Linked DNA regions of Homo sapiens: region 2 is linked to region 1. Evidence: read pairs that join two places in POLR2A ChIA-PET (ENCODE). Cell type or tissue: HepG2. All regions are shown on one strand.

Region 1 (8,000 bases):
GAAAGTAGATGTTGTGGTTGCCAGGGGCTGAGAGTGGGGAAAGGGGGAATGTAGATAATTGCTAATGAGTACGAAGCTTCTTTTAAGGGGGACAAAAATATTCTAAAATTAGATTATGGTGATGGTGGTGGTGATGGTTGTACAATCCTGAAAATATATTTTAGAAACATGGAGTTGTACACTTTAATGAGTTGTATGGTACAGAAATTATATCTCAATAAAGCTGTTATAAAAATCAAGAAAATAAATATGATCACAAATACCAATCTTATTGAAATCTAGTTATCAAAATTTTTAAAAAATGTTATAGTATAGCAATATATGTGCCTTATCAGCATATTAAATCGCAAAATCCAGTGGGGTCTATTAACCACCTTAATTTAAAACTAGTAATGGGAACAAATGCTACTTCAAGATATCTGAAACAACACTAATGTGATGTGGAGACATCTGTAATTGCAATTGGTGACAGGGTCAGAGATACGGCTAACCCACATTGGTGACAGAGTCACAGACATAGCTAACATACTGGTTTTGTTGCCTGCCTTCCTAATTAGAGGAAATGCTGCATTTCAGGTAGGATTTATACAAATAAAGATGGACTTTTCTCCCCACCCAAGAAAACTAATCCTCAAATCCTATGCACAGAGCCCTTAAGGAGCTTTGGGCCCCAGAAGAACCCTTGGGCTGGATGGAACCATTTCTACATCATCATGGAGGTAAGAAAAGGGGCAGCTGGTTCCCTCTCTACCTCATTGTCTTAAGCAGCCGAAAAGGATTCTTAGGCTGCCTCGACTCCCACAGTTAAGGAATTTCAACCAGGAACTAAGATCCCAAAGTGAAATGTTAGAAAGGAGAAAATGACAGAAAACATCAGCCCCTCATACCAAGCCCTCAGAGCAGATGGACTGTGAACTGACTTTCATCACTTCCTGCTGTCTCTAAAGATGTTGACTCAGAGAGGCAAGTGTAGAAAGCTTGGATGAACATTTGAAGCAGGTGAACCTTGTTTTAGCTGACACACATCCCAACACCCCAACTCAAAAGATCCACCATGCCATGTTTTCCAGGACACATTTGATTTCCTGGTTCCTCTCAACCATCCCCATCCCCCTCAAAGGCACTTGTCCTCATCAGACCACAAGTCCCAACTGGGATTGGAAATATAGTCAGACAGTCCCATCCTCCCCTCTGAAGCTCTTCCTACCCTCAGCCCCCCAGGAGTGGGTGCTGGCAGCCCTAGAGCTGCCTCGCTCAGGAACCAGCATGGACTGGCTGCTCCTGCCTCATGCTCCTCTAGCGAGCACAGGAGGACAGAAGGCAGGCACCAGGGCCTCACAACATGACCTGCTACCACCCACCAATCAGATGGCTCTGTCCAGGCTGGTTCTCGGGACATAGCTGGTGGGGCAGAGAGTCGGGACAGACCGTAAGACCAGAGACCTCCCTTCCTCCATTTCTCTAGGCAGGACTGATGGTAAGATGTGATTTAAAGAGCAGGACTGATTACCAGCGTAGCTGGAGAGGCCAACAACTTGAAAATACACCCAATTCCCATTATTCACAGTAGCTATGTTCCATAGAGTTACCAGCAGATACTGAAGCAAGCAGCACTCCTAAAGGAAATGCAGAGTTAGGTTCCTGAAAGCCTCAGGTTGCAACATTTTTGTCAATCAATCAATACTAACCTTGTTTTATGTGTTTTTCTATTTAAAAGACACCTTACTGAATAAACAGATGGTCCTCAACTTACAATGGGGTCATGTCCTGATAAACCCAGGATAGGTTGAAAATATCCTAAGTTGACAATGCATTCAATACACCTAACCTACCAAACACCATAGAGGTATGTCTCAGCTTGCCTTCCACCTATCCAGAACACATGTTAGCCTACAGCTGGGCGAAATCATGAAATACAAAGCCTACTTTCTGAAAGAGTGTTGAATATCTTATGAAATGTATAGACTATTGAACAGAAAGTGAAAAACAGAATGGTCCCATGGGTATTTGAAAGATGGTTTCTACTGAATGCATATCACTTTCACACCGTTGTTAAGTTGAAAAATCATACTGGAAGGAACCATCGTAAGTCAGGAATCATCTGTACAGTGTTGATTCGTTAACACTCAACCAGTGGCACTAGAACACAAACCTGAATACAGTTTATCAAACACACATATTTTCCCCATAAGGCACATCACTGCCTTCTTGCACTTGGAAACACTAGACAGCACTTTCAAACAGTGAAACCACGAAGAAAAAGCACAAAACATGGAAAACATGGCACTAAACAAATCATGAAAACCACACTCGTTTACACCAAGAGGCTGAAACAAGATGGCAGAGCATCCTTTTCAGCTGGGAAAAGGCTCATCGGGTAACACATTTTTGCCACTCTGCTGGTGTCTATGAGTTCTGATCTTGGGGTGACAAACAAATTTTAGAGAGCAGATGAATTTACAAATATGGAATCCACAAATAATGAGGATCCACTGAACATGGTTTAAGGACCTGGCAAACAGCGAGGAGACTTACTAGGAAAACAGCCATTCATCAGCCTTAATGTGAATTAATCTGTACAAGGGCTCTTCACCTGGGGTGACAGAGGAAGCCCCTGGCAGCCATTGGAGCTTCAAGGGGTAGCTCCTGGGGGAATCTGTATACAAAATTGTTCTCAAAATTGTATGCAATTTTTTTTTTGACAGTCTCGCTGTGTTGCCCAGGCTGGAGTACAATGGTGCAATCTCAGCTCACTGTAACCTCCACCTCCTGGGTTCAAGCTATTCTTCCACCTCAGCCACTCAAGCAGCTGGGATTACAGGCATGCGCCACCATACCCAGCTATTTTTTGTAGTTTTAGTAGGGACGGCATTTCGCCATGTTGCCAGGCTGGTCTTGAACTCCCGACCTCAAGTGATCTGCCCGTCTCGGCCTTCCAAAGTGCTGAGATTACAGGCATGAGCCACTGTGCCTGGCCAAAATTTATGCAAATTTTTGATATGTATTTTTATGGGGGCTAAAATCCCATTTTCAACAGAATCTCAAGAGGTCGGTGCCCCCAAAAAGGTTAAGAACCAGTTTAATGAATGAATATTTTCCCCAATGCTCACTTGAATTTGACTGGGTTTTCTCTGGGGAAGGGAGAGTGCAGAGTAACTTAAAGATAATCAATGAAATCATCAACCTCTGAGAGCAGCAGAAGCCCCTCGTCTTGAGGACTAAGCAGACTCTGCTGGCAGCAGGGTGGAGAGTTACAGAATATGAAGTGCCTGGGATATTAGGTTCTCAGGATCACTTAGAAAAGTACTGGGAAGCCACTGTCCCACCTTTTCCATCAGCCTGCCTCAAAAGCTCAGAATGGTGGCAAAATAGCATATTAGTCTCCTTTACTACCGCAACAAATGACTACAAACACAGTGGCTTAAGCAGCACAGACTCATGACCTTACAGCTCTGCACTCAAAATTCTGAAATGGATTTCGCTGAGCTGAAAGGAAGGTGTCGGCAGGTCTGCATCTGCTCCGAAGGCTGCAGGACAGAATCCATTTCCTTGTCTCTTGCAGCTCCCAGAGGCTGCCTGGATTCCTTGGCTCTCGGCTCCTTCCTTCCTCTTCAAATTCAGCAATCGCGGCAATCGGATCCCTCTTCCATCCTCACATTTCCTTCCCTCTCCCTGCCTGGCCTCCCTCTTCCAGCTTTTAAGGACCCTGTGAGTGCGATGGACTCATCCAGATCATCCAGGATAATGTCTCCTCTCAAGGTCCTGATCACATCTGCAAAGTCCTCCTGCCATGTAAGTGCCACATTCACAGCCTGGGAAGGAGGATGTGGGCCTTCCAGCCCACAGGTCTCCTGCCTCTGCTCACACACTGATGAAGGGTGAGGAGAAGGAAGAGGCATCCTCTCCCCCAGCATCTGCTTGGGTGCAATGACAAACCCACTGGTGAGACACTCGGACTCTGTCATGCACCTACAGGGCCCTCCTGGGAGGTGGCCTATGAAACCCCAACTTCACAGGCAGAAACAAAGGCTGTGTGCATTGCCAAATGTCTTCCCCCAGCCTTCAGGTACTGCAGACAGGGCTGCAGAGAGGTAAATCAGCAGTTCTCAGTGCCCCATCTCAGTAGATAAACTGATAAATGCAATAAAATAATTCCGACACCAAAAATACCTATTTCAACCCTAGCAGCTTTACAAAGCCTTGAAACAGAACCCGTATGCCCTGGTATGATCCAGTTCTGACTTTGTGAACCACGAAACAAGGAGGCCTTTGTGCATTCATTCAACTATGCAAATAAGCCTGACCAAATAAAACAAAATGACAGGAAATTGCTAAACAAAGTGTTGTGGCCAAATCCACACTTGAGGGGTGGGAAGATGACCCTGGGAGAAGCTATGCAAACAAAACCGACCCCTTGCCCTGGTGCATTACAGATGACAGGCGTGGACTTCACATCCCGGCCACTGGGAAAATTAAGCACAAGTAAAAACACGACTTTCTATCCTCATATTTTAAAAACAAACAAACAAAACCCAACAGGACCACCTTGTCCCATTCCAATACTGTCAATTATTGACCCCTTGAGAAAAACAGCTTTACCTCTGACTTATACAATGCAGGAGCTCAAAACAGGCCTTGACCATGGTGGACAGGAACATCATGAGAAGATGTTTCTCCACCATGAACAGACTCACTGTAAACAAACTGGGAGGCCCCAGGCAGCAGAACTTCATTCTCTTCTGGGTCCAGAGGCCAGAGAGCTGAAATCCAGGCATCAGCAGGGCTCCTCTGATACCTGGAGCCGGGGACCTCCTTACCTGGCCCTGTGTCTTGTGTTTGCTGCTTGTTCTGTCCTTGGCGTTCCTTGGCTTATGACTTCCTCACTCCAGTCCCTTCCTCCGTCGTCGCGTGGCAATTCTCTCCCAATATGTCCCCTCGTTGTTATGTGGTCATCCTCTCCCCGCGTGGTGTCCCCCAATTGTCATGTGGCCATCCTCTCCTCACGTGTCCCCCCACCATTATGTGGCCATTCTCTCTCCATGTGTCCCCCCACCATTATGTGGCCATTCTCTCCCCACATGTCCTCCCATCATCACGTGGCCATCCCCTCCCCACATGTCCTGTCGTCCCAAGGCCATCCTCTCCCCATGTGTCCCCTGTCATCACGAGGCCATCCTCTTTTGGCATTCCCCCGTTGTCACGAGGCCATCCTCTCCTGACATCCCCCTGTTGTCACGTGGCCATCCTCTCCCAACATGTCCCCCCCATCATCACGTGGCCATCCTCTCCCCACATGTCCCTCCATTGTCACATGTACATCTTCTTAGAACAGCAGTCACACTGGATTAAGGGCCCACCCTACTCCAGTATAATCTCATCTCAGCGTTACAACTGCAACAACCCTATCTCCAAATAAGATCCCCTTCTGAGGTCCCGGGGGTTAGGCTTCAACATATCCTTTTGGAGGACACAATTCAGCCCAAACACTTGGTCATCTTTTCACTTGGTGGGCCCGTCCTTTTAAAGCCTGACTGCCCCATTGACCGTCTCTCCAGTAAGCTTCCTCTCTTCCTGCAGTGCCTTCACCTCCAAGTCCTCCCCCGACCCTTCTGATGTATCAGGAGCATGCACCCCACCCCAGAAGGCAGGGGCCTGGCAGCCTCACTGCCCACCTCCAGCACTCCCAGAGGCCTGGCTTCCCAGGAGGCCGGTTCCAGAGTCACCCCGCACCCTACTTGCCCCCAAACAACTGTATTTTCTCAATTATGTTTGAAGGAAGAAGAAATCCTTTTTGCTTTCCAAAATGGGGGTGACAACACAGATGTCTACACACACCAGGAAGGTAGCAAATGAAGCTAGCCAGGCATGGTGGCTCGCACCTGTAATCCTAGCACTTTGGGAGGCCAAGGCAGGAGGATTGCTTCAGCCCAGGAGTTCAAGACCAGCCTGGGCAACACAGGGAGACTCCATCCCTACAAAAATTCTTTTAAAAAGTAACCAGGCATGGTGGTGGGAACCTGTGGTCCCAGCTACTTGGGAGGCTGAGATAGCAGGATTGCTTGAGCCCAGGAGGTCAAGACTGCAGTGAGCTGTGATTGTACCACTACCCTGTCTCAAAAACAAATAAACAACAACAACAAAATGAAGCTGCTGGAAGGGCTTTGGGTGAGCAGAGAACACACACCTGCCATTAGCTGGTGGGCAGCTGCTGCAGGTGCCAGTCATGCTCACCAGCCCAGTGGTGCCAGGCTGCAGTGTTTCCAGGAGACAGGGCACTCCAGACCTTCCAGTGCTGGCAACCATCTCCATTTATTTTAAGCACTGCGTGGGCTGGAAGCACACCTCTGCAGACTGAATTTGGCCTGCCCATTTGCAACTTCCATCCCCCCTTTCTTGATAATCTCAGAAATACACAGACTTCCTGTCTCCCACGCTTTTAGTTGCATTTCCTGTAAGTTTTCCTACACGAGAATGTCTTTGCTTCCCCTTTGGCTGGCCACGAATTTCTGGCCTTTTGAGGAAAGCCCTCCCTTCTACCTCCTCAGCCCCCTTCCTCGACTCCTCTTGCCAGATTTTTAGCCGCCGGCTCTGTGGACACATCTTCGTGCCTTCTGTGGCTGGCACCCTTCCAGGGACAGAGACACTGCAGTGAACCAAACAGATGGAAACCATCCAGCATTTGGCAGTGGCCAAGAGGAACAGGAGGAATGAATGGATGAGTGATGGCAGGGGGTGCAGACCAAGATGGGGTGGGAGGCTGGGGTGGGGGCACTGCCGAGGCACAGCCAGGAAGAGGCGGGCGCTGCTCAAGCTTCCTGCCAGGATAGATAAGATCAATCAGTGCAATATAGACAGTGACAGGCGCGGAGCAGAAAAAGTGAGCAGGGAGTAGGGTATGAATAGTGGGGAAGGGGAAGTGACATTTTAGATGGTGTTGTCTGAGAAGGCCTCATTGCAAGGGTGACATCTGAATGCGGACCTGAAGGAAGCCAGGGAGATGGCTGCATGGAGAGTGGAGGAGCACTGTAGGCCCAGAAGGGCACGTGCAAAGGTCCTGCGGCAGAAGCACTCCTGACCAGTGCAAGCCCCAGCGAGGCGGGCAGTGTGACTGAAGGTTCATGGAGGAAGTGGCGTGGGGAACACACTGCACAGAAGTTTGAGGTCACAGAAAGGTTTTGGGTGTCACTCTGAATGCCACTGCAGGGGTCTGGGGATCATCCTGGCTGCTCTGTTGAGAACTGACTCTAGAGGAACAAGGAGAGAAGGAAGGAGACCAGTTAGGAGGTGCTAGCGCCACCTGGGCAAGAGAGGACTCTAGCCTGAGCCAGGGCGCAGCAATGGAAGAGCTGAAGAGTTCTGGAGACAGACAGACAGACAGACACACATACACACGTGCTTTTTAGTTGCGGAACTTTCCAAAGAAAAGTAGGGTGACATAATAAACCCTTGTACCTTCATTACCACGTACCCACCAACTCCACCTTCTCCCAGCCCACGCCCAGGCTACTCACTCTCCTATACCTTAGATCAGCTCAACTCAAAATGGGCTCCTCACACCAGCAGCACCAAGCATTAGAAATACAAGTTACGGGGCCCACCCCAGGCCTTGTGAATCAGAAGCTCTGGGCTCAAGACCTAGAAAGCTGTTTTAATGAGCCCTCCAGGGGACTTGAATGCATGCCAAAGCTTGAGAAGCACTGCCCTAGGTTATTGTGAGTAAATTCCAGGCATCACATTATTTCATCTGTAAATATTTCAGTAAGACTCTGGAAAAGATAAGAGCTCTTTTAAAAAACACAACCATGGCCAGACGTGGTGGCTCATGCCTGTAATCCCAGCACTTTGGGAGGCCAAGGGGAATGGATCACCTGAGGTCAGGAGTTCAAGACCAGCCTGGCCAACATGGTGAAACCCCATGTTGCTCTCCACAATGGAGGTGACAAAGCAGATGTCTACACACACCAGGCAGATAACAAATGAAACTAGCTAGGCATGGTATC
Region 2 (8,000 bases), 440 kb after region 1:
CAAGCCAATTCCTAAAATAAACCCGCCTCTTCCCTGCCCCCCATACATATATTCTGTTTCTCCAGGTATTTCTCTAGAGAGCACTGAATAATACAGAGGCCAAGAAGGGTTCTGTATTGTGTGGTAAAGTGATCAGGTAGGCAATTAAGTCATATCACATCGACTGCAGTATCAAAGACAAATCGGCTAGGGAAGAAAGAATGGATCTATGCCCAGTTAGGAGGGATCTGGAATACAAGCTTGAGACGATGTTAGCTTGAAATAGGGTGGTGGCCATGGTGATGGAGAGAAGTAGATACATTCCAGAAACTTTAAAATGGGGAAACCAATGATGAATGGACGTAATGAATGAGAGCCAGGCAGGTGACCAGGGTGAGTCTTGGATTCTGGCTCAGGCAGGGAACCCGGGGCAGTCCAGGGGAGTTTCTGTGGTGCTGGGTGAGGGGAGTGGGAGGAGGTCATGGGTGTGGTATTGACCATGAGCAACTACCATCTGGGAGGGGCACATGCAGAATTGGACCTCAGAGGAAGGGCCTAGGCTGGAGGTAAGTATTCAGCAATGACACGGGTGCTCCAATGTTTATTTGAGACGGAGTCTCACTCTGTCACCCAGCCTGGGGTGCAGTGGCGCGATCTCGGCTGACTGAAACCTCCACCTCCCGGGTTCAAGTGATTCTCCTGGCTCAGCCTCTGGAGTAGCTGGGATTACAGGCATTCACCACCATGCTCAGCTAATTTTTGTATTTTTAGTAGAGATAGGATTTTGCCATCTTGGCCAGGCTGGTCTCAAACTCCTGACCTCAAGTGATCCACCTGCCTCAGCTTCCCAAAGTGCTGGGATTACAGACATGAGCCACCACACCTGGCATCTCGTATGTTTAAAGGCAAGGAACAACAGAGAGGTGTAGAGTGTGGTGTTGTTGAGTCATTTAGTCCATGCCAAACACATTTGGGAAAACCCAAATTCTGGTGTTCCCTCTAGGAAGCTGATGTGAGCATTAGCACAGCCGAGGCCCTAGGAACCTAAGAGCAAAGAACTTCCCCCCCGACCCCGAGGTTTCTCACAGAGTAGCGTTCCCCAGCATGCTTGAGCACAGACCCCATAGCATCCGTGCATCTCCCCACCAAGGCCCATGGGCACGGGGAATGCTGATGTGGGAGGGTGGACCCTGGCAGGGACATCCTGGGGCTTCCTTGGGAGTAGAGCACCATGGCTGAGCTGCGCTTCCTCTGGGCTGGATGGAGAGTACTGGAAACAAAGCTCAGCCAGGATGCGCAGCTGGCAGGAAGGATTAACCCATCATGCCCAGAATGCTTGGACCACGTGCACAAAGATGGGAAGGGCATGGGGTTAAGCACTGTGAGAGACCAAAGCTGGAATAATTTAAGGCTGCATGGGCTTGGAGAGGGATCCTTCATGAAGGGCGTAGGAGGGAGCCAGGGTGGGCAGCAGGGGGCCTACCCCACATGACAGGGATGGGGATCTAGAAGGGGCCCTGGGGCATGTCCCGCATAGAGATGGTTCGTCTCTCTGCCCTTGCTGGAGGCATGCAGGGCCAGGAGGCTGGGCAAATTTTTTTCTACTTAGGCTCAAACCATTCTGTCGGGCTTGCCCTCGTGAGGTGAGCAGGACATGAAAGGCCTGCCACTGGGTACATGCTGGTCCCATGGAATGAGATGGAACCGGCGTGGATGCTTTCCAGCTCTGGGAGGGAGCACAGGGTGCACCCGGTGCAAGGGTTGGAGAGCCCTGACCGCGCTCTGACTTGCAGAGGAGTCCCCAGAGCTCCTCAACAGCTGGCAAGAGGGTGTAAGTGGTGGGAAAGATGAAAGGGGAGTGGGGCCGAAAGAAAGGGGGATGGCGAGTGCAGACAATCCTTGCCTTTCTCGGAACAGGAAGCTGGTTTTGAGTTGTAGGGGGTAATTTCGTTAGAAAACACAAAGGATTTGGGCTTTTCCCAGACTTGGTCATCAAAGGGCATGTGGGATGATCTCTTGAGGAGAGAACTTTGTCAAGAAGAAGGCATTTGTAGGATAAGAACTTTAAATAGGCCCTCTAGCCCCAAGAGAACCTGACTACTTAGGGCCTTAACAAGGAATTGACGGGGGAAAAAGCCCAATGGAAGTATTAGTAGAAAACCTTTTTCTGTCTACTTAATAGAGAACAGAAACAGGTGGCCTCGAAGAATGAGTTTCATGTGCTATGCAGTGCTAGGTTCTTTATGCATTCATTCAAATATTTATTAGGCACCTACTGTATGCCCAACAGTCCTCTAGGTGCTGTAGATACAGTGGTAAACAAGGTAAGTCCTCTGTCCATGAAGGGGAACATCACACACCGGGGACTGTTGTGGGGTGGGGGGCGGGGGGAGGGATAGCATTAGGAGATATACCTAATGCTAAATGATGAGTTAATGGGTGCGGCACACCAACATGGCACATGTATACATATGTAACAAACCTGCACGTTGTGCACATGTACCCTAAAACTTAAAGTATAATAATAATAAAATAAAAAAAAAGGTTAGTCCTCTTTCTTATTGTGGCTTGTACTCTAGGGAGGCCAGATAAACCCAGAATCTGTATTTTTTAATAATTTAAGTGTGCAGACAAATCATACTCATGGCAGATCTTAAACTTGGCTGATGATCGGGATCATCTAGGGCAGTGGTTCTCAACCAGGGCGATTTGCCTCCCGGGGGAAATCTGAAACCATCTAGAGATGTTTGTAGTTGTCATGAGTGGGAGGGAGTGTCACAAGTGGGACCTAGTGGGTGGTGGCCAGGGGTGTTGCTAAATGTCCTACAATGTGCAGGACAGCCCCTCCCAACAAAGAACGTTCCAGCCCCAGATATCAAGAGTGCTGAGGCTGAGAGGCCCTGCCCTAGGGTCTTGCTACTCAAAGTGTGGGCCATGGACTGGCAGTATTGGCATCACCAGGAAGCTTATTAGAAATGAATCATCTCAGCGTCTCCTCCCAGCCCCGACCCTGCTGAGCCAGAATCTGCATTTTCAAAGATTCCCCACACACCCTCCCACCCTGAATTTGGATTTGGATGCACGTGAAAATCTGAGGAGCCTTGCCGTAGGTGCACACACTTATTAGCAGGCAGGACAAAATTAACAGCAAGTCAGCCAACTAGTTAGCTAAGCTTGGTGAAGTCCCCGCCCCAAGCACCATTCACGAAAGGTTTACTTACCTAGCAGGCTCAAAAAAAAAAAAAAAAAAAAATACAGATTCCTCATTCCTGAAGATTCTTATCTGCAGGAGGGGCTAAGAATATGCATTTTTATAACAGCTCCCTGTGTACAGCTGAGAGAGACAGGTTTGTACACCATACAAGTAACAGCTGAACCCCAAGGCTGCATTTCAGTACCATTAGCTGGGGAATCTAAGCAGCTGGCTAAAAACACAGACAAAAGAGAAAGATGCAAGCCACTTACGAAGATGCTCCCGTCACCCAAAGAGCTGATATTATCTAGTTAATTATGGAAGGTCTGCCCAGTAAAACAGCCAGGCCAGGTGTTTAAACTGTTTGTTTTTGTTGTTATTTATAGCATCGTGAGTTTCCGTTCAAAGAAACTTTTACAAAGAACCTCAGTATACAAAACAGATGAGAGTGAAGCAGCTCTGGTTTATGGGGACACCCAACATGTCTGTCCCTTGCCTGGGCTCCAGGAGGCACAGTTTGAAAAACATCATGACAGACAATAGCTGTGGTCTAGAGTGCATGCTGATTTTAGGTGAGAAAGACCCTAATAAAGTACGTTTCATTCAAGGAATGCTCTCGTGCACATAGGCATGCTCTCATGAAGTTGAAGTGGCTATTTGCTTGAACTTTAACGTGAATGCGGAGTGGCAAACATCAATGTTCAAAAATGATTCCATGAATAGAAACACAAATATTCCTACAAATTGTTTTGAAAATATAAGTTCCAGAAAATGGAAACATAGAATGGCCCCAGTAAAGAGTATGATTCTTTGATCTGGTGGAGAAAACAGACTTCAGCTTCTCCATTTTTAAACCATGACAATCTCAGTTCCTGCAGTTCAGGGACATTGTAATTCATGCAAAGACCTTGAACTGTCAGATGCTATGATGTTCACAGCTATCAAAAGCTCTTTTTTCAGGGGCTGCCCAGACTCAGAAGGGCAATATAGATGTATGTGTGTGTGTATATATATATATATGTGTGTGTGTGTGTATATATATGTGTGTGTGTGTGTATATATATATGTGTGTGTGTGTGTGTATGTATATACATATATATATCACTAATTAGTACAATTAAAAACAATAAAAAGAAAGTGTTTAGTAGCTGCGACCTTTTTAGTTTAACTGAGTTAATCCAATACATGCTCATAACAAAATGAAAATTAATGACTACCTTATATTTTCCATACTATTTTTTTCCACATGGATGCCAAAGCCTTGCCCTTGAAAGGAAAAGAAAGTGGCTTTGTCCTTGCAAAGTTTTAATTTCCCTCAAATTGTGTCAAAGTTCTCTGAGTATATACACAAAACCGCTGTGCTGCGTAAGTGAAGATCAGTTCTTCCACTGAAAGCCAAAGCTAGAAATATTTGTGTGTTTCCACTTTGTGGTACATAATTTCTGCATTGTCAGAAATGGGTAAATATTGTACAGTGATAGAGATCAATTTGGGTTGTCAGTGTTTGCATTATTGTAAGACAAGTAGACAAGAACAAAGGTAAAAAGTGGACACTGGATACCACGCTATGGCAGGGCCAGGCTTCACCATTATCACCAGGAAAATCAGACAGGCTTTTATTGAAGTTTGAGTGGCATTAATATTGAGAGCATTAGCAAAAGACCTGAATGCAAGGGCTGGTTTATCACTCATTCTACACCGGACTGGTGCAAGATTTTATCTTTAGCATTGAAGAAAAGAGAATTAGGATTACCAGTACAGAAGCAGGGGATGCTATTTATAAGTACACTATACTTTAAAGAATAAAAATGCCCATCTATTATGGTCCTAAGCTCTTTTCTTTTTTGCCTCTAATCAACACAGATTGGATAAAATGAATAAAAATCTTCATTAAGGTTAACAAATATAAACCAATATATATACAAGCTTTAAAAGTATTTTTATATATTTAATGACACAAACAGTTGGAAACTACAAAGAAGACAATGTCTCCTTTGAAACAGAAAAATATAACCACAAAACTCTAGAAATAAAGCTAACAAAAAAATGGTAGGTAGCTTCCGTGTGAAGAAAAAAACAATACAACAATATAGAGACTTGAAGGGGGTTTTGAAAACCACAGAGAGACACTCTGCTTCCTGCGGTGGAAGATTCAGTATTTTAAATATGTCACTTCTTCCCAACTTACTTTATACATCTATTACAATGCTAATAGAAATCTCAATATGATTTAGAAAAATTTTGACAAATTTGACAAAATGATTCTAAACTTCATCTGGAAGAATAAACGTGAGAATATTTGCAAAAGTAAAATAATAAGGGGAAATCATTGGCCCGGGAATAAATAAAATACTGAAACAAAATAGAAGATCCCCAATAGACAAATTTTCTAAGACTTAGTATCTGATAAATACAGCCTTTCAAATCAGTGGGGAAAGCATGGATTATTATTAATTATTATTTTATTTATTACAAATAAACAAAATTAGGATAGACAGCTAATCATTTGAGGGAAGAACCTGAAGTTAAAACCACACCTTCAAAGACATACCAGAGACTAAAATGTAAAAAATTATAATATGTAAGAACTAGAAAAATATACATAAACTTATCTGATTAGGAGGAGTGGAGTAGGGAAAGGTTTTTGGACATACGGGTTTTTAAATTTTTATATGGTTAGACTATCAATCTTTTTCTATATAGGTTGGCTTGTCACATAAGTTTGGCAACATAAAGAAAAGATTGATACTCTGACCACATAGAAAATAAAAGACCTGTATGTCAAAAAAACTTCATAAAAATGCAAATGATAAAGTAGAAAAATATTTGTAACATATATAACAAAGGGTAGTATCTTTAAAGAGCTCTAATAAATAAATAGAAAAAAGTCAAATAGTCCAGTGATAAAATGGGCAAAAAAGATGAACAGGCAACTCACACAAAGAAATAACAGCTATCAGTAAATATATTTTTTAAAGTTTGTGATTTGCCCCCAACCCCCAATTTCAAACAAGCGAGGTCAAAAGTTAATTTTACTTGACAATATTTGGTATTGTTGAGAACAGTGAGGATAAGCATGCTCATATACTTTTGGTGAAGATATAAATTTATACAGCCTTAGGGGGAACAAGTTAGTTGTATATCTCAAAACATTAAAAACGTATGTATCTTTTGGCCCAGCAACAGCATTTTTAGGCATTTGACTTAAGGAAATTTTCATGAATACTGAGTGCAACATTGTTTTTAATTAATATTAAAAACTGGAATCAACTTCAATGTCAACAAGACGGGATTTATTAAACAAATGATGATGTGATCATACAGTGGATTACTACACACCTATTAAAAATGGAATTCCTGTGAAGAAAGGTTCAAGTATATTAAGAGGAAAAAAAATCTGCCTTCAAAATAGTAATGTACAATGTGATCCCATTGGGTAAAAATACATTATGCAGAGAAAAAAACTGGAAGGATATATAAAAATGTTAATTATTATATCTTTGGTAGAATTAATTAAGTACCTTTAATATATTAAAATCAATTTTCATTTTCTTCTTTATTCTTTTTAAGGATTCTATAATGGACATATATATTACTTTGTAGTGAGAAAAAACTATCGCTTTTGAAACAGTTTGGAAATAGGCATAAAACATTTGCAAAAGAAATTGGTTCCCTACAATTCATAAATTTAGATGTCAATGAAGTATTTCTGCTGCTTTGGAAAAAAATGCAAGTTCATAGTTTTCATAATGATTTTTGAAAGATGTCCCCTCTATTTCCCCTAAAGGCTGGTTATAAGTGAGTAAAATGTTTTTCAGATTCTTACTTCACTCTGAAGCTCTATGACAAGGAGGTATTTCACTCATTGGGGCCACCTGCAGCTCTTGAAATTTTAAGTCAGCTCTTGGCCTTCTGGCAGCCCTACAGTGCTGTAAGGGGCTGAGTCCAAATATTAGCTCACTTAACACGGACTACTTCAGTGTAACCACATCAAACCAATCTGGTCCAACTTTTTTTTTTTTTTTTGAGATGGGGTCTCACTCTGTCACCCACGCTGGAGTGCAATGGTGTGATCTTGGCTCACTGCAACCTCCCAGGTTCAACTGATTCTCCTGTCTCAGCGTCCCAAGTAGCTGGGACTACAGGCACACACCACCACATCTGGCTAATTTTTGTATTTTTAGCAGAGATGGGGTTTCGCCATGTTGGCCAGGCTGGTCTCAAACTCCTGACCTCAGGGTGATCCACCCGCCTCAACCTCCCAAAGTGTTGGGATTACAGGCAAAAGCCACGGCGCCCGGCGGGTTCAACTTTTATGTACCAAAGTTGTGATCTGTTTTTCAGTTGTCATGGACCTCCAGGTTGAAGGTCACATAACCTGAGCATGCCCAGATGAACCAAGCCCGCAACCACAGGTGGAACCTAAGTGCTTAGAGTGAGGAATGGGGACAAAATTAAGAAGTGGACATTGCCTGGCATCCAGGATCCAATCAGATTGAGCTCTAGGCTCAGCCCACGGCAGTCAGATGGGGCTCCCGGAATCATTGCATTACAAGATCCAATTAGATCACACCTCATTACCCTATGTTTTTGCATCTGCCCCAGCCCCCAGCTTGACAAGACAGTTTTGGGAACCATCCCTGGTGTTCTCCTTACTTGTCACAAGTAATAAAACCCCCTTGTTAGGCCAGGCATGCTGGGTCACGCGTGTAATCTCAGCACTTTGGGAAGCCGAGGCAGATGGATCACCCTGAGGTCAGGAGTTTGAGACCAGCCTGGCCAACATGGTGAAACCCCGTCTCTACTAAAAATACAAAAATTAGCTGGG

The links. Peaks named below come from ENCODE experiments on the same cell type or tissue, not always from the same donor. Only the 100,000 strongest peaks of a DNase experiment are listed, where the experiment ranks them.
Region 2: POLR2A ChIA-PET joins it to region 1 with 5 read pairs; 1 of 35 experiments calls an interaction of 5 or more read pairs at or near these places.

The regions. Positions count from the first base shown.
Region 1 is chr6:158,008,077-158,016,076 of GRCh38, reverse strand. All of the region lies in intron 1 of SYNJ2 (synaptojanin 2), which reads right to left. Among named protein-coding and RNA genes, the nearest start is that of SYNJ2-IT1, 11 kb to the right of the region's middle. RefSeq lists an enhancer at 6,508-6,647. In HepG2, a CTCF peak has its summit at 7,295; DNase peaks (open chromatin) are centred at 1,016, 4,356, 5,126 and 7,756.
Region 2 is chr6:157,567,009-157,575,008 of GRCh38, reverse strand. All of the region lies in intron 2 of ZDHHC14 (zDHHC palmitoyltransferase 14), which reads right to left. Among named protein-coding and RNA genes, the nearest start is that of MIR3692, 42 kb to the right of the region's middle. RefSeq lists an enhancer at 1,445-2,177. In HepG2, no CTCF peak of the experiment used is centred here; DNase peaks (open chromatin) are centred at 4,078 and 4,648.